2 separate regions of the Homo sapiens genome follow, and region 2 is linked to region 1. A link is an interaction called in ENCODE POLR2A ChIA-PET data of the cell type or tissue named here. Cell type or tissue: endothelial cell of umbilical vein. All regions are shown on one strand. Links, peaks and the distances in the headings refer to the core of each region. The heading gives the core; the rest is flanking DNA. Region 1 overlaps PPME1 (protein phosphatase methylesterase 1). Region 2 holds the start of LOC112268078 (a long non-coding RNA gene).

Evidence for each region. ChIA-PET counts read pairs that join two places held together with the same protein. Peaks named below come from ENCODE experiments on the same cell type or tissue, not always from the same donor. Only the 100,000 strongest peaks of a DNase experiment are listed, where the experiment ranks them.
Region 2: POLR2A ChIA-PET joins it to region 1 with 10 read pairs; 4 of 35 experiments call an interaction of 5 or more read pairs at or near these places.

The regions. Positions count from the first base shown.
Region 1 is chr11:74,231,608-74,247,174 of GRCh38, reverse strand. It overlaps PPME1 (protein phosphatase methylesterase 1), which reads right to left. Exons shown (of 14, transcript NM_016147.3): 8 at 11,209-11,274; 9 at 7,919-8,042; 10 at 970-1,099; 11 at 52-96. Among named protein-coding and RNA genes, the nearest start is that of PPME1, 68 kb to the right of the region's middle. In endothelial cell of umbilical vein, for the core only: no CTCF peak of the experiment used is centred there; no DNase peak of the experiment used is centred there.
Region 2 is chr11:74,321,986-74,337,552 of GRCh38, reverse strand. It overlaps PGM2L1 (phosphoglucomutase 2 like 1), which reads left to right. Exons shown (of 14, transcript NM_173582.6): 14 at 799-7,237. The coding sequence ends at 901. It overlaps LOC112268078 (a long non-coding RNA gene), which reads right to left and starts at 9,250. Exons shown (of 3, transcript XR_002957258.2): 1 at 9,081-9,250; 2 at 8,065-8,208. P4HA3-AS1 (P4HA3 antisense RNA 1) reads right to left here. Exons shown (of 7, transcript NR_120556.1): 4 at 15,252-15,319; 5 at 13,550-14,846; 6 at 13,343-13,458; 7 at 12,848-13,212. In endothelial cell of umbilical vein, for the core only: no CTCF peak of the experiment used is centred there; DNase peaks (open chromatin) are centred at 6,392, 7,292, 10,282, 10,652 and 1 weaker place; H3K27ac peaks cover 2,925 bases.

The DNA of each region.
Region 1 (15,567 bases), core at 3,918-11,917:
TCACCCTTTCTTCAGAAAAGGGTCCAGGGGTATAATTTCTTGATAACTTACCTTGCATCTGGCCAATGGTCAGATCTTTATCCAATCTATCAACACCTAGAAAACAAGAGAATTCATTGTGAAACAGATTTTGCTGTTCACGTATTAAGTAAAAAGTGTTACAAAGTTTTAAATATGATGACATTCTCCATTCATGTTTATACCAATCCTAACTCCCAGAGCATACTCTCACCACCAGATAAAACTTTTCAGGTTGAGATTCCCCTATAATTACTATGTTAAACTGGTTCTGAAAACAAGGTTTTACTATTTTAATTCTCATAATAATCAGAATATCCTTATACCACTGCATCTAGCTCTAGACTAAGAAGGACTTGAGCTTGACCAAGTAGACAGGCCAGGCCAGAATTAGGTCATCCTTTATGCTTAGATGAATGCTTATGCTTAGTTAGGTTTAGAGACTGGGTGTGGGGAGGAGAAAAGGCATAGATGAATGAGGAAGGTACTCTACTTTGGATGTCACTACTCATTTGGTGAGAAGTTTTAATGAGGTCATATTGAGATGACAATATACCAACACTGCTATGGACTGAGTTGTGTCCCCCTAAAACTCATGTTGAAGCCCCAATTCCCAATGTGACTGTATTTGGAACTAGGGCCTATAAGGACGTAACCTCAGGTCATGAGGGCAGAGCTCTGACATGATAGGATGAACGTCCCTAATTAATATCCTTAAGAGAAGAGACACCAGAGAGCTCACATTCACTCTTTCTCGGCCATGTGAGGGCACAGAGAGAAGGCAAGCCAGGAAGACAGCCCTCACCACAACCTGACCATGCTGGCACCCTGATCTCAGACTTCCAGCCTCCAGAACTGTGAGAAAATAAATTTCTGTTGTTTAAGCCACTCAGTCTATGATATTTGGTTATGGCAGCCTGAGCTGACTAATATATGCACATATACACTTACCAGCCAAGAGCAGCAATTTAGGAATGGGACAACTAAGAAAGAGATTGGATAAGCCTCGGAACCAGCCGTCCCAGTATTTTTCTGTTTTTGCCAGTTCAATTCTCCAGGTGTATGGATGGTCTTTCTTGGTCTGGAGGAATAAGAGCAAGTTCTGAGTCTCCGAGGGCAACCCCTGGAGGAACAGGATTAAAAACTAGATCCCTGGGAAAAGGAAAGGGAAGGAAACTAGCACTTATTAAGGACCTACTAAGTCCTAGACATTTTAATATACATTCAATCCTTCCAACAGTCTTGTTGTATGGGTCACTGTTAATATTCATTTTAAGATAATTACAAGTTTACTTTTTATTGCTATTAGTTTCTGTGAATTTAGGAAACTTTCTTAAGATCACAAAGCTAGTAAGTGGTAGTGCCAAGATTAAGCCTTTCTTATACTTGGTTGGCAAAAGGATGTTTCATCAAAAGAATAACTACAAAGAACATACTGCAGTATGAAAAAATGCTTATAATATAAGCAAGAAACAGATTACAACATGTCATCTAAGTTAGGATTACTACTGGAAAAATGTGGTATAGTAAAGTACTAAAAAGGAAAACTGAAAATAGGTTGATTTGTCAGTAGAGCATTTTTTCTTATATTTTATGATAATGATATAATGTTCCTGCAATAGTAATTTTGAAAGGAAATATGAGACAAATATGACAAAATGTCAACATTTATTAAATCTTTATTGTAGATAAGCACAGAGTATGCAATCAAATATTGGCTGAAAAAATAAATAATTCTCTATATTTTTCTGTACCATTGAAATATTTGAAACATTATAATTGAAATAAATATACTGAATCAACCACAATATGAAAATCTAAAAGTGAACATGAGATAGTAACATATTATCTTAAAGATCACTGGATGCTTAAGATGTCCATACTACCCAAAGTAATCCACAGATTCAATATAATCTCTATCAAAATTCCCATGGCTTTTTTTTTTAGGAAATAAAAAAAATCACCTTAAAATTCATATGGAATCTCATAGACACTGACTAGCCAAAACAATTTTGAAGAAGAACAAAATTGGAGAACTCACACTCCCCAATTACAAAGCTGCAGTAATTGAAACAGCTTAGTACTGCCGTAAAGACAAATAGACCAGTGGAATAGAATAGAGAGCCCAAAAATAAACCTTCACATAAATAGTCAAATGATTTTTGACAAGACTGCCAAGACCACTCAATGGGGAAAGAACAGTCTCTTCAACAAACAGTACTGGGATAACCAAACAGATATGCATATTCCAAAGTGAAGCTGGGGCCTTATCCCATATCCAAAAATTAACTCAAATGGATTAAAGACCTAGTAAGACTAAGACTATAAAACTCCTAGAAGAAAACATGGAGGAAAAGCTGGACAGTAGACTTGGTAATGATTTCTTGGATATGACACCAAAAAGCAGTGAACAAAAGCAAAAATAGACAAATGGTACTATGTGTATGGAATGGGAGAAAATCTTTGCAAATCATATATCTTATAATGGATTAATATTCAGAATATATAAAGGACTCCTACAATTCAGCAACTAAAAACATCGAGTAACCTGATTAAAAAATGGTCAAAGGGCTTGAATAGACATTTCTCTAGAGGTGATACAGAAGTGGCCAATAAGCATATGAAACGATGCTTAACATCACTAATCAATAAATAAATGCACAGCAACACCACAATGAGATACCACCTCACCCCCATTAGGATGACTACTATCAAAAAAGAGAAAAATAAGTGTTGGTGAGGATGTGGAGAATTCGGAAGGAACCCTTGTGTACTGAGTTGTAAAATAGTTCAACCAATAAGAAAAACATCAAGGCAGTTCCTCAAAATATTAAAAACAGAACTACTGTATGATCCAGGAATCCCACTTCTGGGTACATATCCAAAGAATTGAAAACAGAATCTCAAAGAGGGATCTGCAAACCCATGTTCATAGCAGCACTATGGATAACAGCCAAGAGGTGGAAGCAACTCAAATGGCCACTGATGGATGAATGAATAAACGAAATGTGGTATATACATATATAATTCAGCCATAAAAAGGAAAGAAATGCTATCACATGCTGCATAGGGACTGAACTTTGAGGACATTATGCCAAGTGACATAAGCCAGTCACAAAAAGACATATAATATATGATCCCACTTATATGAGGTATCTAAAATAGTCAAATTCATAGAAAGTAGAATGGTGGCAACCAGGGGCCTTTGGAAGAGTTTTAGAAAAGGGGAGTTGTTGTTTAATAGGCATAAAATCTCAGATGTTTCACAACAATGTGAATATTAACTGTACACTTAAAAATTACCAAGATGGCATATTTTATGGGTTGTTTTTTGTTTTGTTTTTGTTTTTTATCACAGTAAAAAAAAAAAAAAGAAAGAAAGAAAGGAAAAGAAAAAGAAAAAGATCGCCAGATGGGAAATCAAGAAACTTGGGTCTTCTAGTCCTATCTTTGCCACTGATTTTCTCAGATCCCTTCCCTTCTTTGGGCCTTGGTCTTCCATCAGTAAAAGGAGATACAAAGGTACCTTATGATTCAAATATTCTCACTAAAGAACTAATTCTATTCTCCACTGTTAATATTTACCAGGGATAGGACACTTTAAAGGAAACACTTACTGCCATTTCAACCTGGAACCTCAGCCTGTCCTATTCCCCACAACACTATGAGCCATTTCTAAGAGATCAGCTCCACCGTCAGAGACAAGGCATAATCTCACAAGCCCCTCCTACATGCACACTGAACTTCACAGGGAAATGACAAATTTAAGGTAAGAAAACCTCCAAAAAGTAACATTATAATATATATATATATAACAGTTCATCTCAAATCTTAAAATTTGCAAAACCAAAAAAAAAAATTCTGGACAGAATTAGGATTTCTTCTGTATTTAGGTTATTGGAAATAAATCCTTTCTCCAAAGAGCTGGATCATGAAGTTTAGTTTAGATGCCTATTAGATGCTGTGAAAATGGTAATAAAGCAGGCTGATATAATGAGATCCACTTGTTGTTGGGTGGGAGAAACAGAAAGTTGGCTAACAATCTTCCTGGGATGTTTACCTGGGCGAGATGCAGTTCTCCACACAAGGGCATCCACCACAGGCCTTGCATTATCTCCCATTGTTTCACTGGAAAAGTGTTTAAAAACATAACGCTTTGTGTCAGTCAGATCTGACTGAATGCAAGTCCCAAAGCCATTCTTAACTAATCACTGTGGGTCCCTTGGGAAAGTTACTTAATTTCTTCCAGCCTGTTTTTTTTTTTTTTTTTTTTTTTTTGAGACAGAGTCTCACTCTGTCGCCCAGGCTGGGGTGCAGTGGCACAATCTCGGCTCACTGCAACCTCTGCCTCCCGGGTTCAAGCGATTCTCCTGCCTCAGCCTCCCGAGTAGCTGGGACTACAGACGCACGCCACCACGCCCAGCTAATTTTTGTATTTTTAGTAGAGACGGGGTTTCACCATGTTGGCCAGGATGGTCTCAATCTCCTGACCTCGTGATCCACCCACCTCGGCCTCCCAAAGCGCTGAGATTACAGACATGAGCCACTGCACCCAACCCCAGACTGTTTTCTTAGCTGTGAAATTGGCAACACAAGATCTGAAAGAATTGTAAGGATGAGCTAAAGATACTCATGTATGTAAAACAACAGGAGCGTGGTCTGGCACATAAACAAGTATTAAAATTTTTAAAAAATATATAGGATGTCAATAACCTTGAAAAAGAAGAACAAAGTTGGAGGACTTACACACTGTCTGATTTCAAGACATACAACAAAGCTACAATAACAAAGACAGTGTGGTACTTGCATAAGGGCAGACATATAGATCAACAGAATAGAATTCAGAGTTCAGAAATAAAATCTAACATTTATAGTCAATTGATTTTCAGCAAAGGTGCCAAGACAATTAAATGGGGAAAAAGGAGCCTTTTCAATAAATGGAGCTGGGACAGGCTGTTTATTGGGTATCTACATGCAAAAGAATGAAGTTGGTTCCATTCCTGATATCATACACAAACATTAACTCAAAATGGAACATAGGCCTAAATGTAAGAGCTAAAACAAGAAAATTCTTAGAAGAAAACATAGGTATAAATCTTCATGACTTTTAGGCAAAGACTTCTTAGATATAATACCAAAAGTACAAGGGACAAAAAGAAAAATAAATTGAATTTCATCAAAATTAAAAACGTCTATACTTCTAAGAATGCCATCAAGAAAGTGAAAAGACAACCCATGGAATGGGAGAAAGTATTTGCAAATTAGGGATCTGTATCTAGAATATATATAGAACTCTTAAAATTCAGTAATAAAATCAAATAACCCAAGTAAAAAATGGGCAACGTATCTAACAAACATTTCTCCAAAGAAGATATATAAGTGGACAATAAGCACATGAAAAGAAACTCAATATCAGCAGTCATTAGGAAAATGAAAATCAAAACCACAATCAGATATCACTTCATACACACTAGGATGGCTATAATCAAAAAGAGAGAAAATAACAAGTGCTGACAAGGATACTGAGAAACTGGAACACGCATACACTGCAAGTGCGAATGTAAAAGGGTGCACCTGCTTTGGAAAACGGTCTGTCAGTTCCTCAAAAGGTTAAATATAGTTACCATATGATCGATCAGTTCCACTCCCAGCTGTGTACCCAAGACAAATAATAAAAGCCTATATCCACACAAAAAGTTGCACACAAATGTTCAAAGAAGTATTATTCATAATAGACAAAAAGTGGAAACAACCCAAATGTCCATCAAGCGATGAATGGATTAAAAACTGTGGTATAGCCATACAATGTCACATTATTCAACCATATAGAGAAATGAAGTATTTGATACGTGCTACAATATGGATGAACCCTGATAATTTTATTTTAAGAGAAAAGAAGCCAGTCACAAAAGACCACATATTATATAGTTCCATCTATATTTAATGTCCAGATTAGGCAAATCTATAGAGATTAGATTAGTGGTTGCCTAAGCTGGGAGGGTTGGGGAGAAATGGGGAGTGAATTCTCATGGACACTCCTTAATGTGCCTCAGTTCACCCTCTCAACAGAACTGCTGGAGTTTATGAAACCACATAATTGGGCTTATAAAAAAATACAAAGAAAAAATGAGTTAGAATTAAAAATCGAGGATCTGGGTGTGTTTTAGCTTTAACTTTTATGTGTGACCATGGGCAAGTATCTGTACCTAAGTTGTAAAATGGTGATAATACCTACAATGCAGAACTAAAATGAGAATTAGAGATGATAAATGTGAAGCATTCAGCATAGTGCTTAGCACATAATGGGTAAAAAGCAATTGATTATATTAAGAGTCTCAAATCTACTAAATGCGTTCTTGATTACCTTGGGCAAGTCTCTTAACTTCTGAGCCTCAGATTCTACACCATAATATGGGAGAAAAGATCTCTCCACACCTCATAAGGTGTTCAGAGGACCAAACAGACCATGCGTTATTTAAACCCTTGTAAACTCTAAAGAGGTACAAAGTATTACATTTCTGATCACTGTTTTAAAGATGGCAAGAAGATCCTCAAATTTAAAATACTGTTTAAAAATGTATTCTCCTTCTTGCTAACAGCAGCATCACCAAATGCAAAGGAGTAGGTCATTACATGTTCATTACCTGCCATTAGTAAGATGTTTATAATCGAAACCATCCCTAGTCTGCTGTTCATGAGCACTAAACATTTTCAAGAAAAAAGCACTTGTTACCACTACTTGCCTGGCAAGTACTCATAAAACACTATTTATACAACCCTGAGCTAAATGCAGAGGGAAATTCATGCAGAACATCAGTTTCTGCCACAAAATACACATTTTTTGTTTGTTTGGAATACAATTCTTGCACAGAGGACAACATGAGTCAACAGATGACTAGCAAAGGACCATAGTATTTCTGAGTGTGACTTATAAAATCAGTTCTATGACTTAATATGTACAACTTCAAAAAAAAAGTGCTAAGGTGTGTCATACAGACTTTCAGTGCTGTGTTGGAAAGACAGTGATACTAATTGAGGTCAGAAAGCTTCCCCAGGGAAGTTGGGTGTGGTGGCACGCACCTGTAGTCCCAGCTACAGCTACTGGGGAGGCTGAGGTGGGATGATCACGTGAGCCAAGGAATTCAGCCTGGGCAACATAGCAAAACCCAGTCTCAAACGAAAAAAAAAAAAAAAAAAATGGAAAGAAAATTAAAGAGCTTCCTCAAGGAGAAAAACTTTGAAAGACAGATGGACAGGGTAAAATCTGCATGAGCTTAGGCCGGGCATGGTGGCTCACGCCTGTAATCCCAGCACTTTGGGAGGCCAAGGCGGGTGGATCACGAGGTCAGGAGATTGAGACCATCCTGGCTAACCCGGTGAAACCCCGTCTCTACTAAAAATAACAAAAAAAAATTAGCTGGGTGTGGTGGCGGGCGCCTGTAGTCCCAGCTACATGGGAGGCTGAGGCAGGAGAATGGCGTGAACCCGGGAGGCGGAGCTTGCAGTGAGCCGAGATCGCGCCATTGTACTCCAGCCTGGGTGACTGAGCAAGACTCTGTCTCAAAAAAAAAAAAAAAAAAAAAGATCTGGATGAGCTTAGAGTAGACTGGTAGGAAATGGAATTTTTCTCATGGGAGGAAACACAGGAACAGAAGAACAGGTGAGAAAGCAGTCTGTTTTAGGGGAGGGTATATAGCGTAAGTTTTATGTTCCAATTGGTCAGAGCTATCAACAGTGCTTTACATCTTATAGTTAAGCTAAGTATCTCTTATGATAGTGTCTTGGCTCCCTAAAATACCTAATGGCAAACAAAAAGAACAATGTTATCACCCCTTCCCACCCACACACAGTTTGAACCATTCCATACCGCATCTTTTCAAGAATGAATGTTTTTACCCACCTCCATGTCATCTTCCTTTTTCCTCTTGCTTATAGACTCACTTCCTTCCTCATCTTCTTCTTCTTCCTCTATGATTCCTTCCACTATAGATTTTGAGCCTTCTGGACTTGTAATTCCTTCACACCTAGGTTTTTTTAAAAAAGTGCTATTACACACCTCTTTCCAATACACAAATTATCTCAGAGATACTCATACTTACGGCCTTTTATAATCAAATGTTAGCTAAAACTTAACAATCATCCTGGTAGGAGGATAGAATTGTGCATTTCCAGGGCTGTGGAAAATCATGGCCAATGTATAACTATTCTCCAAGGGCTGGTTTCCAGTTCTTGCACCAATACTGACCCATAGAAAGGGAGCAACCACTTCCTCAGGCATGAGTTTTATTGGCATAATCTTATATAATCTTCATAACAATCCTATGAAGTAGCCCTGAAGAGTTAAGAAAATTGTCCAGCATCACCTAACTCATAAGTGGTTAAGGCTGGGATGCAAATCCAGGCTCAACTAACTCCAAAACATGGTGCTTTTCTGCTGAACCCTGCTTATAGTAGAACAAGGCTCAAACAGAATGATAAAAGGCCTCACTTTTTAATTAGCTGACAGAAACCATCTGAACCAACCAATTATCATTGTTGTTTTTCTCTTAAAAATTGCATCTCTTTTTATTATATTCTTTGGTAGAAAAATTATTATTATATCAACAGCTGGTACCATACTTCCTTTAGAGAGAACTTGATGGAAAAAACACATTGACAAGCTCTGAAGGTAAAAAAATCCCAAGGGCCTGGGCAACAGCTAGTGCCAAGGTTTGCTCTGTATGATAGAGAACAATCTGTTATTTTGCCCTTGACAAAGACAGAGAAGGAAAAGGAGAGAGAACAAGCAAGATAAAAAGAGACTGGGATAAATTCAAAAGTCAGCGGTAGATTTTTAAGAATGATAACTTCTCCCTTTCTGTCTTCTCTGCCAAACCTTCAGTGAAGTGTAAGTTCACAAATGTTTTGTTAAGTAGGTGTTTTATATGAAACTTGTGCCAAGTTTCACATGTAGTATACAGTATAGATGTGATAAAAAAAAAAAAAACAGTGTAACAAAGAAACATATGCTTTGAATTTCTATAGCCTGTGGATTAGGAGGTTCAAGGCAATTTCACCTGGATTATAAGGGGCAGGAAAGTTCCAGCTATCTATGTGACAGTTAATACACATGCACATACACACTCTCCTACACATAGGTTTACTTATTAAGAGAAAACATCACTGGAAATAAAATTTTAAAATCACTCAACTATCTGCATATATGCCATGTAAAATGCTTTACTACTGATTAGACAAATTTGAGGTCTCAAAATATTTAGGAATTGAAAAGTGGGCAGTCTCACAGGTTATTCAAAGTCTTGCATTTTGACTGCCTGATATTTCTACTGAAATTGCCCTTTTAGGCATAAAACCATAAGATAGGCCTTGAAGTCAAATACACAGGAGTTTGAATCTCAGCTATGTCATCCACTAGCTATGTGATCTTGGGAAACTACCTCTCTGAACTTCTATTTCCTCATCTATAAAGCAATACTTATCTTAAAGAGGTATTGTAGGGATTAAATGAGATAGTGCAAATGAATTAATGAATCTAGGTAATAAACATCAACGGCTCCTGACATTAAAAAAAAAGAGACAATTGGCTGGGCATGGTGGCTCACGTCTGTAATCCCAGCACTTTGAGAGGCCGAGGTGGGCGGATCATGAGGTCAGGAGATAGAGACCATCCTGGCTAACACAGTGAAACCCCACCTCTACTAAAAATATAAAAAATTAGCCGGGCATGGTGGCACATGCCTGTAGTCCCAGCTACTCAGGAGGCTGAGGCAGGAGAATTGCTTGAACCTGGGAGGCAGAGGTTGCAGTGAGCTGAGATCGCGCCACTGCACTCCAGCCTGGGCGACAGAGTGAGACTCTGTCTCAAAAAAAAAAAAAAAAAAGACAACCAGACATTATGTACTTCCTGATGGCAGTACGCAACATCACCTATCAAGTATTCTTGCAAACAAAACACCTGAACCCGATGAAGCTTCTAGATTTAACTATTTACACAGAATATAAGGAACAAAGGAATATGTTAAATTATGGCCTGAGAATTCAATCAGCAAATCCAGATCATGGGAAATTCTATGGGGCAAACAAGGTTTCCTCAAGAAATAAATTGCAAGGAATCAAAAAAAAGAGGGAGACAGAAGTGGAACCTTAGATTAAAAGATGCATGAGAGGTGGATCAACCAATTGCTATCTACTTATTTTGATTTTGACTTTAATTGTAAAAAATTATTTATGAGACAATCAGAAATGTAAATATTGATTAGATATTTGATGATATTAAAGAATTGCCAATTTTTTTACGTGTAATAATGTCATCGTGATGATGTTTAAAGAGCCCTTATTTTTAGATCATATGAAAATCTTGCAGAGGAAATTATATTTGTTTGGAATTTGCTTCAAAATATTTTGTGACTAGGGGAAATACATAGGGGCACAGATGAAACAAATGAGACATGGTTATGGGTTAATAACCATTGAAAATGGACAATGGGAACACTGGGGTCCATCCACTGTATCACTCTTCTTTTATATGTGCAAAATTTTTCCATAATATAAGGTTTTAAAAATGAGACAGTGCATATAAAATACCTTGCACAGTGCCTGGCAAATAGTAAGCACTCAAAGCCATTATCATTTTCATCTAACTTCTGTCTGTTCTGTTGGGCAACATTTTCTCAATTCATCTAAAGTTTATTTTGTGACTATACAGCAATACCCAGAATGCCATGTAATTCTATCAGGAAAGATCAATTGGGCTAAATAATCTTAGCTCACTCTTAGAATCTGGCTTTCACTCAGGCTATGCCAGAGCTTTTTTATTATAATTCCCTCACAGCCAGGTTTGGCTTAGAAGGAGACTGTTACTAGAATGAAACTCAGCTGCTATCACTAAGGTTAACATAATTTGTAATGTCTATGCTCTGGGATTTGCTTTTTAACACGCAGAGTTTTGCTAAGGTAATCCAGTATTAAATGAGGAGGAAAAAAAAGAAAGGGAAGGAAAGGAAGGAGAGAAAGGAAGGCAGGCGAAAGAAAATCTATGTCTGTCCCAACTGAACTCACCTTTAAAATTATTTAAAATAATAAAGGCATTTACCGGAATGGTAGAATTGGTGTAAGACAAAAGAAGCAATCTGTAATTCCCTCACCATGTTTCCGCCTCTAACCAGACCAAGGGGGAAGAGTAAGACCTACTGTTTGACTTGGCCAACCATTGAGACACGGGCAGACTCCAGATTTCGAATCTGGCCACTCTTCACACTGGGAAAGAAAAGAAAGGAAGAGAGAAGGTTATTCAGTATCTATTGTATCACATCATTGGAATCAAATAAATAATTCTACAGATTATGTGAGACCTAATAAAAAGTAGTGATCACCAGTGTTTCTTACTATAGAGATTGCCACTATTACTCACCTGGCTACATGGTTTTATAAGTAAAAATTAAGTAAAAACATCATAGCCATTTCAGTTCTGCAGATATTTATCAAGAGGATACTAGGTGCCAGGCCTGTATTCAAAAAGCACATAATTCGGTAGGGAGAAAAAGACACATATAATGTTAATATAATGAGGCAAGGTTCAAAGAAAGCACTTGAACATGAATGAGGAGGTCAGAGAAAGCTCCCCAGAGGTCACAGCTAAACTGAGGAGTATAGATAACAAGTTTAACCAGAAAATAAAAGAGGTTGGTTAGAGCATTCTAGGCAGAGGGCACATTATGTACAAAGGTGCTGTGATGTGAAAGTCGGCAGGATAATGATTTTAGAGAACTGGGTGCAAGGAGAAGCAGGGAGGAGATAAAAGGGGAGCGTGACAGAATAGGATTGGAAGGCAGGCGCCAGCTTCTCCAGGGCCTTGTGTGCCGTGCTACAGGGCTTAGGCTATCTGAATAAATTAGTCTTCTCACATTTGTCCACCTAAGTACAACTAAGGCAGAGCAAAATGACTGCATTCCCAGGGTGAACTGGAAACACTGCCTGAAGCAAGCCACTAGGAGAAAGCACTTCTTTAAATCTCATTTCTTAGTTTAAAAAATCATTCAAAATTTTAAAGCCCCTCTCCTCAGATAATGACATGATTTCTTACTTTAATGGTAAACCGAGGCAATCAGAACTATTACCTCATCTTTTAACTACCAAATGAATCCACAAATTCACCAATACTTGTAATAATATACTCTGCCTTGATGCCTGTTTAATACATGAAATATCTATTCCTATCAAGGCCAACCTTGGGCACTAGTTCCCATCCCCTCTTGCTTCTGAAAAGATACTCTTTCTTTCAGTTATCCTGTCTCTCTTCTGTGTCACTTTTTTTCTCTCGTGGATGTCACAAGCATACTCCATTATCCAGCCTTTAAAAACATTCCCAATGCCACATTCACTACTACCTATTACTCCATTTCTCTGCTCTCCTATACAGCAAAGCTCCTCAAAAGAGTTATCTTGCTTTCTCTACTTTGTCACCTCTCATCCTTTCCCCAACTTATATATGATTTTTATATCCCATTTATTTTCAGATATTTATTTTGTCAAGGTCACCTCTATCATGCCAATTCCAATGGTCATTTCTTGGTCCTCATCTTACTTGATCTCTCTGCAGCATCCGACACAGTTATTCTCTCCCTCCTTCTACAAACACTTAATATACTCACCTGGTTTTCCTTTTATCTCATCAACTGTGCCTTTTCAGTTTCTTTGTTGGATCTTCCTCTTCTTCCCAAGCTCTAAATATTGTGGAATATCCCAAGACTCAGTCTTGGATCTTTTTCCTATCAATATCAAGTTCCTAGGTCTTTACATTCAATCTTTCACTTTTAAATATTAACTATGTGATGACGATTCTCCAATTTATCTCTAGTTCAGCCTCTTCTAACTAGTATATACAACTGCCTACTTAACATTTCTACTTACATATGTAATAAGCATTTGAGTTTATCCAAACAAAACTGATTCTCTGCCCCTTATTTGCTCCCATATCTACCTCTTTCTGTTTCTACCATTCACCCAATTGCTTGGGCTAAAAACCTAGAAGTCATCCTTAAGTCCCTTCCTGCCCTTCCCCGTCTCTCTCCCAACATCCAATCCATAAACCAGTCCTGTCAGTTCTACCTCGAAAATACATTAAAAAATGACTCTCTTCCTCTGTTGCCATCCTCGTCTATGTTTACCATTATTACTCTCCTTTACTATAACAGTCTCCTAACCAACTTCACACCTCATTCCCCACTTCTTCTATTTGATTTTCCTCAGAACAGCCAGAGTGGTGTAACCAAGATGCAAATTTGTATCTGTCTGACCTCAAAGCCCAGGTTTCCCCTAACTTTTTTGTTTTGTTTCGAGACAAGGTCTCACTCTGTTGTTCAGGCTGAAGTGCAGTGGCATGATCATAGCTCACTATAACCTTGAACTTCTGGGCTCAAATGATCCTCCCACCTCAGCCTCCTGAGTAGCTGGGACTATAGGCACATGCTACCACACCCAGCTAATTAAAAAAATATATATATTTTTTGTAGAGACAGGGTCTCGCTATGTTGCCCAGGCTGGTCTCAAACTCCTGGCCTCAAGTAATATTCCTATCTCAGCCTCCCAAAGCACTGGGATTACAGGTGTGAACCACCACACCTGGCCTAAAGCCCAGGTTCTTAATGACTATACCCCTGCTGCCTCTCATTAGGAAACCTATGAGAGCAAAAGCAGTAAATCATTGGCCTTATATTTCAACATAAAAAAAAATCTAGAATAGCCAAAATGGCCATCAGTCATAAACTTGATTCAGATATCCAGCAGAATAAAAAACAAAATTACCAAATACCTCATAGTATAATAATTTTCAGGTTCAGAAAGATCAATGACTCTCATGAAACCCAGAACATCTTAACATTTAACAAACAGAACCCTTATTCTATCCTGTATCTGGCAAAAGAAACAAGACTACTTTAAGAGAAGGCCTACCATGATACCCAGGCTGCATTAGGTATATCCCCTGGCTTCCTTCATTGTGTTATGTTTATGTGTTTCCTTGTTTGCATCCCCAGTTTTTTGATGATAGGAACTGAGCCTGATTCATCCCCCAGTTCTTAGATCAGGTACTGACACATCTTAGGCACTAGAAAAAAAAATTTACTGAATAAATTTTTAGAGTTCGGAAAAAGGGCCAGGCGTAGTGGCTCATACCCATTTATCCCATGACTCTGAGAGGCCGAGGCGGGCAGGCAGACTGCTTGAGCTCAGGAGTTCAAGACCAGTCGAGCCAACATGATAAAACCCTGTCTCTACAAAAAAAAAAAAAAAAAAAAAATCAAATAACAAAAATTAGCTGGGCATCGTGGTGCACAGCTGTAGTCCCAGCTACTTGGGTGGCTGAGGCAGGAGGATCGCTTGAGCCCAGAAGGTCAAGGCTGCGGTGAGAGCTGTAATCATGCCACTGGACTCCACAGCCTGGGCAACAGAGTGACACCCTGTCTCAAAAAAAAAAAAAAAAAAAGTTTGGATAAAAGTTGGATGGGCTTTAGACAACTGAGCCAAGTCTAGAATAACTTTCTCACTTGTTGTTACTGCGGAAGCAGGCAGGGCACCTGAGATACAAGCCAAGCTGGCAGCAGCTACATTCTTGATGCTATCTGCCCAAGATAGATCTTTGATATTTCTGTGAGAACAGGAATCCTGCATCACAGTAGTGAACAGGAAGTGGTAGAAACTTCACCAACACAAACATCATTCTGACAAGCCATATTCTTGCATAAGACCATTTGTCCTAGGAAAACGCCTAGGATATATTTACCAAGTCCTAAATTTCCACTTGATATCTGATTCAGTTAACAGATATATTCTGCCTGCTAGGGCAGTATGCCATATGCTATATGAAAGTAGAAAAGAAATACAGAATAGCTTCTTCCCTTATGATGCAGGAAGGGCATTAAGACAGACATTAATGAAAATTAACAATATGAGCCATATCCCTCAAGGGAGTATTGGAAAACTTAAGGGTATACAGTGCAATATAATAGAGACTTAAAGGTCTCTTGTAATTTTGCTGAAAGCGTCATCTGGGTGGTTTGGAGAACTTAAGAGAAAATGTTCTGAAGAAGAGACTGGAGATGGAGTTAGAAGAATAGGAAGGAAGATAGGATGATGAAGACATTTATCCAAAGACTGATCTCCTTGTGGGAAGGGACAGTGTTTTATTCATCTCTGAATCTTCACTCATTAGCACAAAATAAGTGTTTAATAAATACTTTATCAAATGATTAACTGAATTAATGAATAAATTCATTCCTTTGCTTAAATGGAATTCTGTCACTGATTTTTATAAAAACTATTTACCCATTGAGTTTATTTACCCAAAATCCAAATAAATTTGAGGGAATGGAACCTATAGCCATCTTCCATTTCTCCACCATTTTATCTGAAACACAGAAAGTAAATCTAAAACCATGAAGCATCAGAGGTGGATGATGCCTTAGAAACCACCTAGTCTAACCTCTTACCTCAGAGGCAGAAACAGCTAGACAGCAGATGATCAATAATTACTAAGATTCCAGGAGGTACTAT
Region 2 (15,567 bases), core at 3,628-11,627, 91 kb before region 1:
TTGTAATTGCTCAATATATATTTGGGAAGGAGATTTTTTAGAATTGCTTTCAGAGTCCAACCAAGCTATACTATTTTGTATTTCCCCAAATCTTTGCATTTAAGGATAGATTTCATTTCCTTTGGGGGGGATAAAGAGCCCCCGAAGTCATTCAAAGTAGAATCTAAAGTAAACCAAATTGGGTAATGCTACATCTGGTTGAAAATGAAGGAAGATTATTAAAGTAATAAGAACTGATTTGTTGTGTAGCTTTTAAAATGACTGTAAAGGCAGTTTAAAAGAGGCTTGCCTCGAAATGTTCTGGGCAACGGCAGCACCTCAGTGATGACTTTCAAGGGCCTTCTTTTAAGTGCACATTTATTTTTTTAAACATCACGTTATTTTAGTCACACCTCCTTCTGCTACCTGAAAGATATATCATTCCATAACATCTGTACTGAATATTTTTCAAAGTATTTCAGGAAGCCATTTTCTCCTAACACCTGGTATTTGTGTTCAAAGCCATTAGAACCTCATTCTCCTGACCCAGGAGAATTCTTTAGATACACCATCACTCCTCTGTTTATCATGTGCCAAGGAACTCCTATTAATGCAGTTCACCTTCAGTTTGTGATAGCAGTGTTTTCTTTGTGTGTAATTTTTTTTTTTGGTCTTGTTTTGTTTTAACCAAGTGAATTTCTCTTTTGTTTACCAATTGTTTAATGACTCCATCAGGACCTCTTAAAAAATCACACTAATTTAAATAAATTTTAAGCCTATGAAAATAAATAATTCCAAAACTCTTCATCTTTTCCTCAGTGACACTGCTTTACTGGAGGAAGAACTGAAGAAACTCATTGATGCTCTGATAGAGAATTTTCTTCAGCCTAGTAAGAATGGACTGATCTGGCGTTCTGTTTAGGGGTACACCAATATGTCATGACACTGTGTGGGCATATGGAACAGAGCAACCGAGAACTGCATACATTGAACCTTGTGTTAGCATTCTCTCTCTATCTCATCTGGCCGAGTATCTTTTTCCTTTTATTTTCTTTCTTTTTGGTCAACTGGCTAGACTAAACAAAGTATAAGTTTGAAATGAAATGGTCTAGAGGGAAATGATTCAAATTTTTTCATAATTCAAACAAAAGTTATTACACTAAAAGTATTATAGTAACGTATTGTCCTTCCGTTAACAGAAACATCACAATTCAAAAGTGAGTTTTCTTATTATAGTGTGATTAAGCCTAGTTCTGTATCTCGTAATTGTGTATAGCATGGTAAAAGAAAAAAAAAAAGACAGGTAAATGTTATATAATTGTAGGGTTAGTTAAGGAAATTAGTCCATAAAATTGGCAAGAAAATGGTACTTTCCTTGATTGTTATGAAAAAGTGTCATTGTGACATCACAGGTATTAATTTACAAATTAGAGTATTTGAAATAGGATATTTAGCATTTCTGTAGTTTAGAACAGATGTTACAGTGTGTGGTTTTGGCATGTCTGTTTCAGGTGCCCTTGGTGCAGTATAAATTTACTGTATGTATTTAAAATTCTGATGTTTACTGAACATAAAACAATAGTGGCAACACTCCTATTGGCTTTGTTCTTATCAAATTTCTCAGTGCCTTCTCAGGGTCTGGTGTGAACAGAAAAAACAGTGTTCCTGCATTTACCATAATTTAATCAGTCAATTTGCAGATAGCTAAGGAAAATCTTCCAAAATCTGTAGGTGCTTCCTCTATATCAAGTGAGTTTGCTGATTTTAAAATCTTAGGAATATAAATAAAGATCTTAATAAAAGCAAGCTTAATGTAGTTAAGGATCTTCATATTAGAATTGTGTCATTTATCAAACCTTTTATTACAGAAAAAAATCTGAACTGAGAAAGGAGCTCTGAATTTATTTGACAGTCTAACTTTTGAATTACATTTTTGTAAGTAGATTTATTCTTTTATTTTATGAAGTAATGTTAATTTTACTAAGAATAAAACATCCAAATTTTAAGTATTATGAAATACTAAAACTACATGTTTTAAAACAGAGGTCCAGTTTATTCTAACATCTTGCTGACTTCTGTAGAATTTCTGATTGCATGACTATTATTTATCTTCTTTTAGTGTAGAAAATAATTTTTTACAAAAAGTCACTTTTGGGCTGGGCGCAGTGGCTCACGCCTGTAATCCCAGCACTTTGGGAGGCTGAGGCAGGTGGATCACAATGTCAGGAGTTTGAGACTAGCCTGGCCAATATGGTGAAACCCTGTCTCTACTAAAAATACAAAAATTAGCCGGGTGTGGTGGTGGGCACCTGTAGTCCCAGCTACTCGGGAGGCTGAGGCAGGAGAATTGCTTGAACCTAGGAGGCTGAGATTGCAGTGAGCCGAAATCACGCCACTACACTCCAGCCTGGGCAACAGAGGGAGACTCCATCTCAAAAAAAAAAAAAGTCACTTTTGGCTAATCATGCAGTCTTCTGAAAAGGTTTAATAGAGAAATGCTGTTTAGGCTGGGCTTGGTGGCTCACATCTGTAATACCAGCGCTTTGGGAGGCTGAGGCAGGAGGATTGCTTGAGGCCAGGAGTTTAAGTTACAGAACTATGATCACACTGCCGCACTGAAGCCTGGATGACAGAGTGAGACCTTATCTCAAAAAAAAAAAAAAAAAGAGAGAGAGAGAGAAAAAGAAATGCTGTGTTTAATCTTCTTAAAATGTATCTTGTCCTACATAGTTCTCAGAATACATATGGGGTATAGTTAGGAGATAACAATAACAAGACCTAAACAAATTGCTTATGGGAGATAGCACTGTAATTAGAGAATTTATTTCATATAAAATAATAATATAAAGTTTGAACTGATTAGAATGTTCCTTAAATCATGGTTTCGTTTGTTGCAGCTGTCAGCTAACATTTGGTTGAGCTCATATAATCCAAACCTAATTGTCCAACTATTGTATTGCCACTATTGTTAATTTGTTCCTTCCTTACTTTCTTATTGTTGGATCTTATATGACTGTATGACTGTAGATAATAGACAGCTAGCTAAATGTAGAGCACCATTTTTCTCAATGAGTTTGTTTTCAAAGGCTTTGCACTGGAGAAGATATGTGTAGAATTTTTGTTTTATTTTTAAAATGTGTAAAACATCTTTTGTTTTATATGCTTTTAAGAATGTAGATTGTAATTTAGGAAATGGCATATATTCTGCAAAGTGGTATAATGTTGTATATATGAAAAACAGGTATATTTGGTTTAGTTCTGTGTTTCAGTGACTGATAAACAAAAATGAAGCTAAAATGAATCAACGGCTCATTCATAGTTACTAAAGCCATGTCATGACTGTCATTCTATTATGAAGAAAACAGTTTTATTTGAGTGCTTTAATATAATGCAACATTTAAGTCATCTTAAGGTGAAAAGTTATTGAAGTGTTCTTCTCTCAAGTTAACAAAATTTTACAAATGTTCCTGAAGTGTATCGATTGAGGGAATTATTTTATTCTAGCCTGTCATGAGTCTGTCTGAGCATGATACTTAACATGAACTTGATGTAGTAGGTGCACATTTGCCTAACAGGATAAATTCAGTGATAGCCCAAGCTGGTCAGGAGAGACAGAAGTGCTGGCTAGGAGGTCTCAGCCTCGGGCACTACAATGTTTATCTTTTTCTTTTTGAACAATATTGTGAAAATGATTGCATTCTCATTGAGCATGAAAGTCAAAACTGGAATTTTCTAAAGCTTTGGAGAAAAGGAGAGAATTAGTAGGGCAAGATCAAAGCATACATTGGAAATAAACAGTAGAAATAAGCAAACAATATAAAGAGACACGGGAAATGCTTCTCGTGAAGGGCAAATGTAACACCATAACAGTAGGGAATAAACTGTGTCCCACCTGTTTACTTGTGTTTATTTGTTGTTATGATGAGTATGCACCTACCATTTTCCTTTATTGTGATCACTAAAATGAGGCCAAGGTTTAGGAGGTGAGAAAAAGTATCCCTTTTACGGATTCAGTTCCTGCTAGGATGTTGTATCAGAATCATGTGAGAACTCAGGAAGAGGTAGAGCAGAAATAAAAAGGAAGAAAATGTAGATTAGAAAATAAGACTTCTGAGAAAAAGTTCAAGGAATAAAGATTGTTTGACTCTGGAGAGGAGAAAGCTGTTGAGATAGTTTGCTAAGTTTGCTAATAAAGCTTTATTGAGTCTTTTATTGAAGGGTTCAAAGTAAGAAATACTATGCCATAGTGTTCTCCATCTCTAGTGAAGACAGAACCAGAGGGAATAAGGATCTTTTTTTTAAAGACAGCATGGAAAGTTTAAGATTTAGGAACTTCTTGAGAAATCTTCATAATATCTTCTATTCAAAATCTTTTTTTTATTTTTAAGGGAATAAAAATTTTAAAAATTAAGAGATATACAGATGACTTTTTAAGGGTCCTTCTTTCCAGCACATTTTTTTTAAAAACTCAGGTTAGAACAAAAATGTCATAAAGGGCACTAAAAGTAACATTTGGGTTTCACTCCATATCTAGAAGAATTTAGCTCACAAAACAATTTTTGTGTGTTTTGAGTAACTGATGCATAAGTGCAATGAATAATTTTCCTGCTTCACTGTTATTTTTAATTTAACCTGGCAAATTAAGTGAGACTTGAACAAAATTTTGTTCATCTTGAAGAATGTATAGTGGCTTAGGTTATTTGAGGTTTTCGTTTTGAATATATATGTTGTTATTTTGATGTAGATACGTTAGCAGATGGAGAGGTTCTAAGAGATTGGATACTTTGGAATGTCTTTATATAGGAAATAGACCTCCCATTTCTTAAGCAAGTTGCTTCTGGAATTGATGCAACAGGGATATTAGCTGTAGTTTAATGGATAAGTTGTTCTATGAGCTGCTGCTATCAGTACTTTTTTCCACATTTTCCATTGATATTTGTGATGCTTGAAAAATCCAAACTTCACTTGGATACATTTAATTTTATGCCTTTTTCTCTCTACCTCCCACTTTTCCTAGGCACCCTTGCACATTTTGTTACTGTGAAGGACTATTGCCCTGTTACCTCACTGATAAGAAATCTCAACTGTATTCATTCAGAATGCTTTAAGCTTAGTCATAAACTACATTTGCCTATGGACCTTTGGTTATTTTGTTAATGTTGTCATTATATTTAAGACTTATTGTAGGAAGTAATTTTAAATCTATTTCATAACCTGTTTTGATCTGTCTGCATACTGCTATATGTTAATTTATTACGGCCTTTTACAATTCACTTGTCATCTGAGATTGTTCTAGAAACTGATGAGGAAAGAGTCGTACTAACCAAAATGAATGGGCAATTGACATAACATTCTATTTCAGGTTTCCTTGTACTTGGGGAGCCAAAGCACAAGATCTAAGGAAATCTTATTCACATTTGTCCCTCAGAGCATCTTACCCTAAGCCATAGAGGTATAAATAGTAAGATGAGAATTGCTCATTGTCTGACTCCTTGCACAGCATGAATTTAATTCTAGTTGGAAACAAAGTTAGTGTTGACTACTGGTTACCTTAAAGTATTCACCATACTATATATTTATTAGACCATCTTTCCTCTTTGTTTATTCAAGACTATGTACTTATAAAAGAGAACCTATAAGAATGTGTAGAGTGACCAAATAGGGACAAAGTGACATACCTAGAGTTTGCTGCTCAAATTTTTCCACTAGCGTAACCCTAAAGCAGAGGGGCATGATGAAGGGGGAAGGGGTTCTGAGAGCAAAATCAGAATCAGCCTACCACTGACATGAAGTGTGTTCTGTCTTTAAAATGTAAGTGAATTTTGCATTCTTTATAATAAAACTTTTAATATAAAAATGATATGTTTAATCTTTACTGAAACTTATGCCACCACAAAGGAGCACCATGTTCATCACGTGGCTGCTCAGTTTTCTCCCCCAGTGCCCTCACCCCCAGTGGAGGCAAGTCCTTGAGCTACACACACTGGCTGTAGTGCAAGATATATAAACATAGGCCGGGCTCGGTGGCTCATGCCTGTAATCCTAGCACTTTGGGAGGCCGAAGCAGGTGGATCATCTGAGGTCGGGAGATTGAGACTAGCCTGACCGACATGGAGAAACCCTGTGTCCACTAAAAATACAAAATTAGCCGGGTGTGGTGGCACATGCCTGTAATCCCAGCTACTCGGGAGGCTGAGGCAGGAGAATCACTTGAACCCAGGAGGTGGAGGTTGTGGTGAGCCAAGATCGCGCCGTTGCACTCCAGCCTGGGCAACAAGAGTGAAACTCCATCTCAAAAAAAAAAAAAAAAGATATATAAACATAGAACATATCCAGACTATTTCCTGCCCTTGGAATCTGACCTTCAGAAGGATTAATGCCAAACTAAACTGACCTGAAACAGTTTTGTTACTATTGGCATTCCTTGACTAAAAAGGACCACCTGATGCTCAGTCCCGAGAGTAGGAATCGTGGTTTATTATTTTTCATATCCATACCACCTAGTTCAGTACCTGTTATAGAGTGTTTAATTGCTGATACTAGGAATTAAGGGATTTTTTAAAAGTAGCAAATAGTTTAAGGAACAATCAAAAAATGAATTTTCTAATTCAGTTTTTTCAATGAAGTCCCATCACTGAACTTTATAATGTAATGTTTATTAAGCAGACATCCCCTTAAATACTCAGTTTCTTTGGAGAGAGCAAAGCATATCTCTCTGTGGAAATTATATATAATGCCTGGTATTTTACACTCAAAGCAAGGTGTTGGCCAGGAAGGTAAAGAAATGGTGTCTATGTAGACTTAATATCACTAGTCTAAGTGTCATTTTGAGCCTAGTAGCACTACCTTCCAAGTGAGTCACAACAAATTTGATCCTATTTGGTATGTTTTTGTCCACTGTTATGATTCATCATGTATCTTACAAGAGCCACTCAAGCAAGACTCTGCTTCTATGTATGGTGAGGCCTTGTTGTTCTAGGCTAGAATAAACTCTTTGTATGCCTCATTGAATATGCCAGGTAAAATTTATGCAGTCAAGAATGAATTATTTTTCTGACTAAAGTGTGTAGCAGTAGTTCAAAATTGTGCCCTTGTTTTAACAGTTTCTGTCAACATCTTCTCATTTTTCCCTACAAAAACACCAGGGTGTATTATAAGTACTGCCTGTGAGAATTTGCACTTTATGTATTTGTGTGTGGATTTCTTGTGGTTTTAGCCAAATGAAGTGTTATCAGTAATAAACAGGTCTCTTCATAGGCATGAGTTTCTGTGTAATTTTTATTTGAGATACTGTGTAGTTCATAAAGCTTGCTATCTAAACAGGAAATACTCTTGAAATACACACATCACATACCCTAGAATCCACTTTGCATCTAAATGAATATTCTGGCTTAGTACTCAGGAAATATTTCTTGATTGGTTTATCAGAAGTCCCAGATGTGAGAACTAACATTAACATTCTTATTTTTCTTTTCTTTTTCTCTCCTTAAGCTGATCTAATTTGTTTGCCCATGTTAGCGCCAGCTACTATAATAAGACAAAAGTTTAAAGTTTGGAAATCTCTCACGGTAATAACCGTAGATCTATGCTTCAATACTGATGAAGGACTGAGTTTCCAAGGGTTCTTATGAATCTGTGGTCCTGGTCTCTGTTGCCTGCCTTTCCCAGATCAGGCTCAAAGGGAAGATGACTGAAAGGAATGTTCTACGAGGTCCTTTTGTCAGCTTCTAAATGGAATATTCTGAGAACCATGCCGACCCCGTCCTTAACCACTTTCCCTAGTTTATTGTTCTTTATAGCACATAAACAAATGAACAAATCAATTTAAGTAGTAGTATTATCTGTCTTCATGAGCATAGCTTTTTCACTACTTTACCACTGCCTGGAACAGTGTATGGCCCTCAGTAGGTACCCAATAAATGTTTGTCAGATGAAAGAACCTATGTCATGTTTCTTCTTGAAGAAGAAAAACACCAAATCCTTGATTCTGCATATGCGCAGAGTTGCACGAGAAATATGCAGTGGCGATACCACCTGTTTTAGAGACATGTTGCTGCTGTTGGGTCATCTCTGCTCACAACATACCTGCTGAAATCTCAAGCTCCACATTTTCTTCCTGCTTTTCCTGAGTGGCCGTATATCTCCCTGGTTTGAAACCTCCAAATCATCTTCGATTTCTCCTGCCACTGGGTATGTGCTATTTGATGCATTCTTTAAATGTAACAGTCTCTGAAAGTAAAGGGCAAGGCCATTGACTTGAGACCCACGTAAAGAGACCAAGCAGCTAACACAACCTAAAATAATAGGGTTTTATTTATTTATTTATTTATTTATTTATTTATTTATTTATTATAACTGAATGAAAAAGATTTAATTTTATAAAATTGACAATGTTCACCAAATTATATCTATTACACTTTTTTTTTTTTTTTTTTTTTTTAGTATTTATTGATCATTCTTGGGTGTTTCTCGGAGAGGGGGATTTGGCAGGGTCATAGGACAATAGTGGAGGGAAGGTCAGCAGATAAACATGTGAACAAGGGTCTCTGGTTTTCCTAGGCAGAGGACCCTGCAGCCTTCCGCAGTGTTTGTGTCCCTGGGTACTTGAGATTAGGGAGTGGTGATGACTCTTAAGGAGCATGCTGCCTTCAAGCATCTGTTTAACAAAGCACATCTTGCACCGCCCTTAATCCATTTAACCCTGAGTGGACACAGCACATGTTTCAGAGAGCACGGGGTTGAGGGTAAGTTTATAGATTCACAGCAACCCAAGGCAGAAGAATTTTTCTTAGTACAGAGCAAAATGGAGTCTCCCATGTCTACTTCTTTCTACACAGACACAGTAACAATCTGATCTCTCTTTCTTTTCCCCACATTTCCCCCTTTTCTACTCGACAAAACCGCCATCGTCATCATGGCCCGTTCTCGATGAGCTGTTGGGTACACCTCCCAGACGGGGTGGCGGCCGGGCAGAGGGGCTCCTCACTTCCCAGACGGGGCGGCTGGGCAGAGGCGCCCCCCACCTCCCGGACGGGGCGGCAGCCGGGCGGGGGCTGCCCCCCACTTCCCCAATGGGGCGGCCGGGCAGAGACGCTCCTCACCTCCCAGACGGGGTGGCGGTCAGGCAGAGACACTCCTCAGATCCCAGACAGGTTCACGGCCTGGCCGAGGCACTCCTCACATCTCAGGCGATGGGCAGCCGGCCAGAGACGCTCCTCACTTCCTAGATGGGATGGCGGCCAGGAAGAGGCGCTCCTCACTTCCCAGACTGGGCGGCCAGGCAGAGGGTCTCCTCACATCCCAGAGACGGGCAGCCAGGCAGAGACGCTCCTCACTTCCCAGACTGGGTGGCGGCAGGGCAGAGGCTGCAATCTCGGCACTTTGGGAGGCCAAGGCAGGCGGCTGGGAGATGGATGTTGTAGCAAGCCGAGATCACGCCACTGCACTCCAGCCTGGGCAACATTGAGCACTGAGTAAGCGAGACTCCGTCTGCAATCCCGGCACCTCGGGAGGCCCAGGCGGGCAGATCACTCGCGGTCAGGAGCTGGATACCAGCCCGGCCAACACCGCGAAACCCCGTCTCCACCAAAAAATACAAAAACCAGTCAGGCGTGGCGGCGCACGCCTGCAATCCCAGGCACTCGGCAGGCTGAGGCGGGAGAATCAGGCAGGGAGGTTGCAGTGAGCCGAGATGGCGGCAGTACAGTCCAGCCTAGGCTGGGCCTCAGAGGGAGACCGTGGAAAGTGGGAGACGGGAGAGGGAGAGGGAGAGGGAGCAGGGTTTTATTTTTGTTCTCACTAAAGGAGAAGAGTTGGTATGTATATAAATGGAAACGTTTTGGAGGGGGGATTATAATAAAAATTTGGTATTCGCTATCCTTCCTCTCTATCTTCCCTAAACCAACACTTCCCCTCATTTCTGTTAGTGCTGTGACCATTCTCCTGTTTATTTTTATTTCCCTCTCTTTACCTCCATTTCTGATCATTAAGTGGTCCGACCTTGCACATAATTTGCTTTAGATTAAGTCTTTGACCTTTATCCCTCTGCTTCATTCATTCATTTAATACATATTGATTAATCTGGAAATGAGAAACAAGGGCACTCCAGAAGTCTAAAAAGTAAGAAAAAAGACACAACCACGTTACTGCCTAAACAACCAGTTAAGGACACCATGCTACTGCCCCCACACCACCAGAAAATCACCTTTATCTATTCCTTATGACTTTGGATTCAAAGTAACTTGAGAGAAGGCCCAGTTGGCTGGATTTTTGTCATTTGCCTGCCTCCTAGCTGCAACTGGAGGCTGATAAAGGAAGGATATGACTCCCTTAGCTTCCTCCTGACTTCTAGTAAGAGGCAGGACACTAGTTACCTTTCCATTGAGACACAGTTGGGGAGTTAATTTGCCAAATTGGAAATAATAGTGCAAAAAAAAAGTGACAAAAATCCACTACAGTGCTAGTGCTGAGTGTTGGAGAATAAACACTGGCAAAGGGATAGGGGAGGGTATTTTAAATACTGAACATGGCATACGTGTGCAGAGCACCAGTGATTTGGTGTTGCTCTTGGAGTTTGAGAGTGGGTGTGGGTAGGGATGTGAGTGGAGAGGTGGAGTGCTCTGTGTGCTGCTCCATGGAGCTTGGACTAAAGTCAGCAGCTGACGGGAGTCATCGAGGGATGATGGTGGTGCGACAGAATTTCCACTGGAAAGGAGTTTAAAGGGCATCTTACCTAACTGTCACCATTTTCTATGATGTGACCTCCAGTGGGGATACATGTTTGAACCTCTCCAGGGACAACGGGCCAAAACAAGTTCATTCTCTTTTAAATAAAGGCCAGTAGAGAGCTCTTTCTTGTGTTCAGCTGACCTCTGCCTTCTGCAGCTCCTACATTTTGCACTTGGAAGCTCTGTGTTATAAAAACAGTCCATTTCCTTTTCACTCAGTCCCCCTACCTCCCAGTCTAAATATGCATAATTCAGCTGCTGTTCCTTATATAACCAGTTTGGGGTTCCCCTCCCCTTCCTTGGGTTTTGTTTTCAAAAACCCAAGTCCAGAAATTAATACTCATGGAATGCTGGCATCAGTCCGGAGTAGAGAAAGGTGTGATTTCTACCTGAGATGACAGGCAGCACAACAGATGGGGCAGAGGGGCCTCAGCCGACAACACTGCTGGACTTCTCTTCACTTTGCCAGAGATTGGTCTTCCTTTTACTCTCACTCAAGCACCACCCCTTCCAAAAAGCCTTTCCTGACTGTGGCCCTAACCAAGCTGGCAGGGCCCCACCTCTCCTTCTCCATTTGCCCCTCTGTTGCAGCACTTCCCATACCAGACTGAAATGATTGGACTCTCTCAGTGAATTGTGGGCCCCCTGAGAGCTGGAATCAGCTGAGTCAGTGCAGTACCCCCAGCACCAAGCACCTAGCACCAAGCCAAGCAATATCATGAGTCTTCGGCAAAATAAAAAAGGGGAAAAAAAAGTGGAATTTGAACTGGGTTTTTAAAGGCAAGTAGGCTGTGATAAGCAAAGGCGTGGGGAGGGGCACATGGCATATATGTAAATTCAACTCCAGACAGAGGGGCTATCTGAGTGAAGCCTGGGAAGCCTGGGAAGGCTGCTTGTGACTTGCTGAATGGCTTCCATCCAGGCTTCGGCTAATCTGAGCTAAATAAGGAAAGCCAGAGTGGGCAGATGGCCCACTCACATGGCTGTTGGCAAGAGGCCTCAGTTCCTTACCACATGGGCCTCTCTGTAGGGTTGCTTGAGTGTCTCCGTGACAAGGCAGCTGGCGTCCTCCAGAGTGAGTGATCCAAAGAAAGAGTAAGGCACAGGCCACAGTGTGTTTTATGACCTAGCCTTGGAAGTCACACACTGTCATTTCTGTACAAGTCTATGGTAACATATAGCAATCCTGCAATCCTCCTACAGTGTGAAAGGGACATAGTGTGTGAGTACCCGGAGGCAGGGATCACTGGGGGCTATCTTGGGGACTGGCCACAACAGAGGGAAAGATTAAGTGATCAATTTTAAACAAGTCATGGTTGAGACACCTGAGAGACATCCAAATGTAAATATCAAGTAGGCAACTGGAAATATGAGTCTGGAGCTCAGAAGAAAGGTCTGAGCTAGAGATATAAATTTGGAAGTTATCAACATACCAAAGTCTTTAAAGCTGTGGAAATGGCTGGACACGGTGACTCACACCTGTAATCCCACCATTTTGGGAGGCCGAGGCGGGCGGATCACGAGATCAGGAGATCGAGACCATCCTGGCTAACACGGTGAAACCCCGTCTCTACTAAAAAATACAAAAAATTAGCCGGGCATGGTGGCAGGCACCTGTAGTCCCAGCTACTCGGGAGGCTGAGGCAGGAGAATGACGTGAACCTGGGAGGTGGAGCTTGCAGTGAGCCGAGATCACGCCACTGCACTCCAGCCTGGGTGACAGAGCAAGACTCCGTCTCAAAAAAAACAAAAAAAAGCTGTGGAAATGAGTATGATCACCTAATTAGGGTGCAGACAGGAGATGGAATCTTAGCCTTTTGGAACTCCAACTTGTATTCTTTTTACTTTAAAGTTATAATTTAATCTAGTTTTATTAATGGTAAAAACTTTAAATAAAGAAAATTAGAGGGAAGGATACAACAAACACCCAGGTACCCACCACCTAGAACAACAAAGATCAGCACTCTTTCTCATTTATCTCACATATTTCCCTTTCCTTTTAAGTACTTCTCTATCCAATTTTGTGCTTTGACTCTTATATTGGTTCAATTTATTTTAATTGGTTAGCTTTTGCCAAATAACAAACTATCCCCAAAGACTTAGTGGTTTAAAATAGCAAGTATTTATATAGCTCATAATTCTGCAAGTCAACATTTGTGCTAAGCCCAGGTGAGTTGTTCACCTGGTCTTGGCTGAGTTTATTCATGGGTCTGAGGCCAGCTGCTAAATTGGCTGGTTCCTGGATAATGTAGAATAACTTCCGCTGGGATGGCTCATCTCTATTCCATGTGATCTCTTGTCCTCCAGCAGGCTAGCTCAGGTCATTTCATATGAGTAGTGGGACAGGACTTCAAAAAAAAGAGCTGAGATGTGCGATGCATGTTGAGGCTTAGACAGAGAATTTGTACCATCTCTCTGCTGCATTCCATTGGCCAAAAATGTCATGATGTCAGTTCAGGTTTAAGGGGAGGAGAAATAGTCTCCCTCCACCTCTTGATGGGGGATGCTGCAAAGTCACAATTCAAAGAGTATGAATTCAGGGAGGATGGAAAGAGTGTGGCAAATTTTGTAATCTACCACAGTTTACTCTTTGACCATAATTATTCACATTGCTCCCACAGGAAAAATATGCTTACCACCATTCCAAGACCCCCAAACACCTCTTGCAATTATGTCATCAGGCTTGAAGACCAGGATCTTGTGGTTCACATCAGGTTTGTATGTGACATTATGGATGTTGTTCTTCTTAATCCTGACACCGATGAATTAAAGACAAGTTATTTGCCTCCCGCATACCTACTGTACATTGAGACGGAGGCAGGATATCCTCAATAGACACTTACATTTAAAAAAGGGAAGAACGCCGGTCACGGTGGCTCACGCCTACAATCCCAGCACTTTAGGAGGCTGAAGCAGGCAGATCACTTGAGGACAGGAGTTCAAGACCAACCTACTAAAATTACAAAAATTAGCCAGGCATTGGGCAGCACACCTGTAGTCCCAGCTACTTGGGCAGCTGAGGCAGGAGAATCACTTGAGCCCGGGAGGGGGAGGTTGCAGTGAGCCGAGATCACACCACTGCACTCCAGCCTGGGCAACAGAGCAAGACTCTGTCTCAAAAAACAAAAACAAAACAAAACAAAATTAAAAAGGGAAGAATGAGAGACACATAGCAATTCTGAACTCCAGCTGGGCAAAGGTTTACAAGTCTCACTATCCCAGGAGAGGGTGTATTTCTTGCTCAGGTCTAGAGTTTACTCCCTGGGAGGGGGTTCCTGCTCCACTGATCTCTGCGGCTCTTGACTATACCCTTTGGAACATATTCCTTGTCTGTCACCTTCCTTGGCTACTTCTGAAGATGTGGCCCATGTTGGTAGCTGAATAATTGGTAGTTTGAATAATTTCAGTCTATTCCATACTCCAAATGACACAACTGTTTTGTGACATCTCTCTAGATTTTATTACTGGTATTTTTGAATTGGGCTTCTGTGGGATCTCACTCTTAAGTTTCCAAGAAGGTTTTTTTTTGTCTAGAGGTCGACTAGACATCACTTTAATTCTTGCAGAGGTCTTTACAAAGTGCCACTATGAAACACAGATTACTGTTTTTCCAGCCTCTAGTAATAATTTCCCATCATTTCCCCAGACTTCAATATGTTTGCTCTTGCCATTTTCCCAGTTTCCAACCACTCCCAATCTCAAAGCTAATGTCACAAATTTTAGGGTATTGTTAATGGCCTAACATCTCACTTTCGGACACCAATTTCTGTATCAGTCTACTTTTGCTGCAAAACAAATTACCCCAACACTTAGTGGCTTAAAACGGCAGCTATTTATATATCTCACTATTGTGTGGGTTAGCAGTTTTGACTGAGGTCAGCTGGATATTTCTTCTGGTCTTGAGTGAGTCCACTTCTCTGTTGGTGGTCAGCTGCCAAGTTGACTGGGTGCTGGCTAATTTCTGATGGCCTCGGCTGGGTTGGCTGAGCACTGCTGCACATGATCTCTCACACTCCAGCAGGCTAGCCCAGGGTGTTCCCTGGGTGCCTGGGCAGAGCCCCAAAAGAGAGAGCCAAAGCATGCAAGGCCTCTGGACACCTAGGCTCAGAACTGATGCACTGTTCCTTCTGTTGCAATTTACTGGTGAAAGAAAATAATAAGGACTTCCCAGATTCAAGCAGGAGATACAAAGTCATATAGCAAAGGGTGTGGATATGGAGAGGAATAAGGATCATGGCTGTTTTTACAATTTGCCATACCTCCTCAGAGGCCACCCTCATCACAAAGTGGGAGGCCATCCTTCCCTTCCAAATTTTATCTTTATGTGACATATGTACATATCAAAAATATATAGTTTTTTCCCCTGTGAGTTCTATATGTTTTTAAATGAACTATTTCATACATACTACATAATTTGTGCAGTATAAATGTAAGGTATAAAGAATAGGATGCTTTTGTACTTACCACGCAGGGAAAGAAATGCAATTTTATCAATATATTTTAAACTCCCTGTATGCCCCTCCCAACCTAATATTCACTTCTTACCTGGACTATGCAGTTCCTTCCTGTCTTACCTCCTCCCATCAGCTCTACCTGCTGAAGCCAGCATGATACTAAAAAACAAACATCGAATAATTCCTGTACTTAAAACTATTCAGTCATTTCCCATTGACCTTCGAATAAAATCCAAATTTATTTATAGAGTAGGCCCTTCGCCATCTGGCTCCTGTTTACACTTCATGCCTCATTTTTGCCATTCATCCCTCAATGTGCTATGCTTATTCTCAAAACAGATCATTGAGATTTTGCCAAAGAAAGTGGCTTCCGTAGTTCCGTGCACTTCCTCTTTTGGAGCATGTGT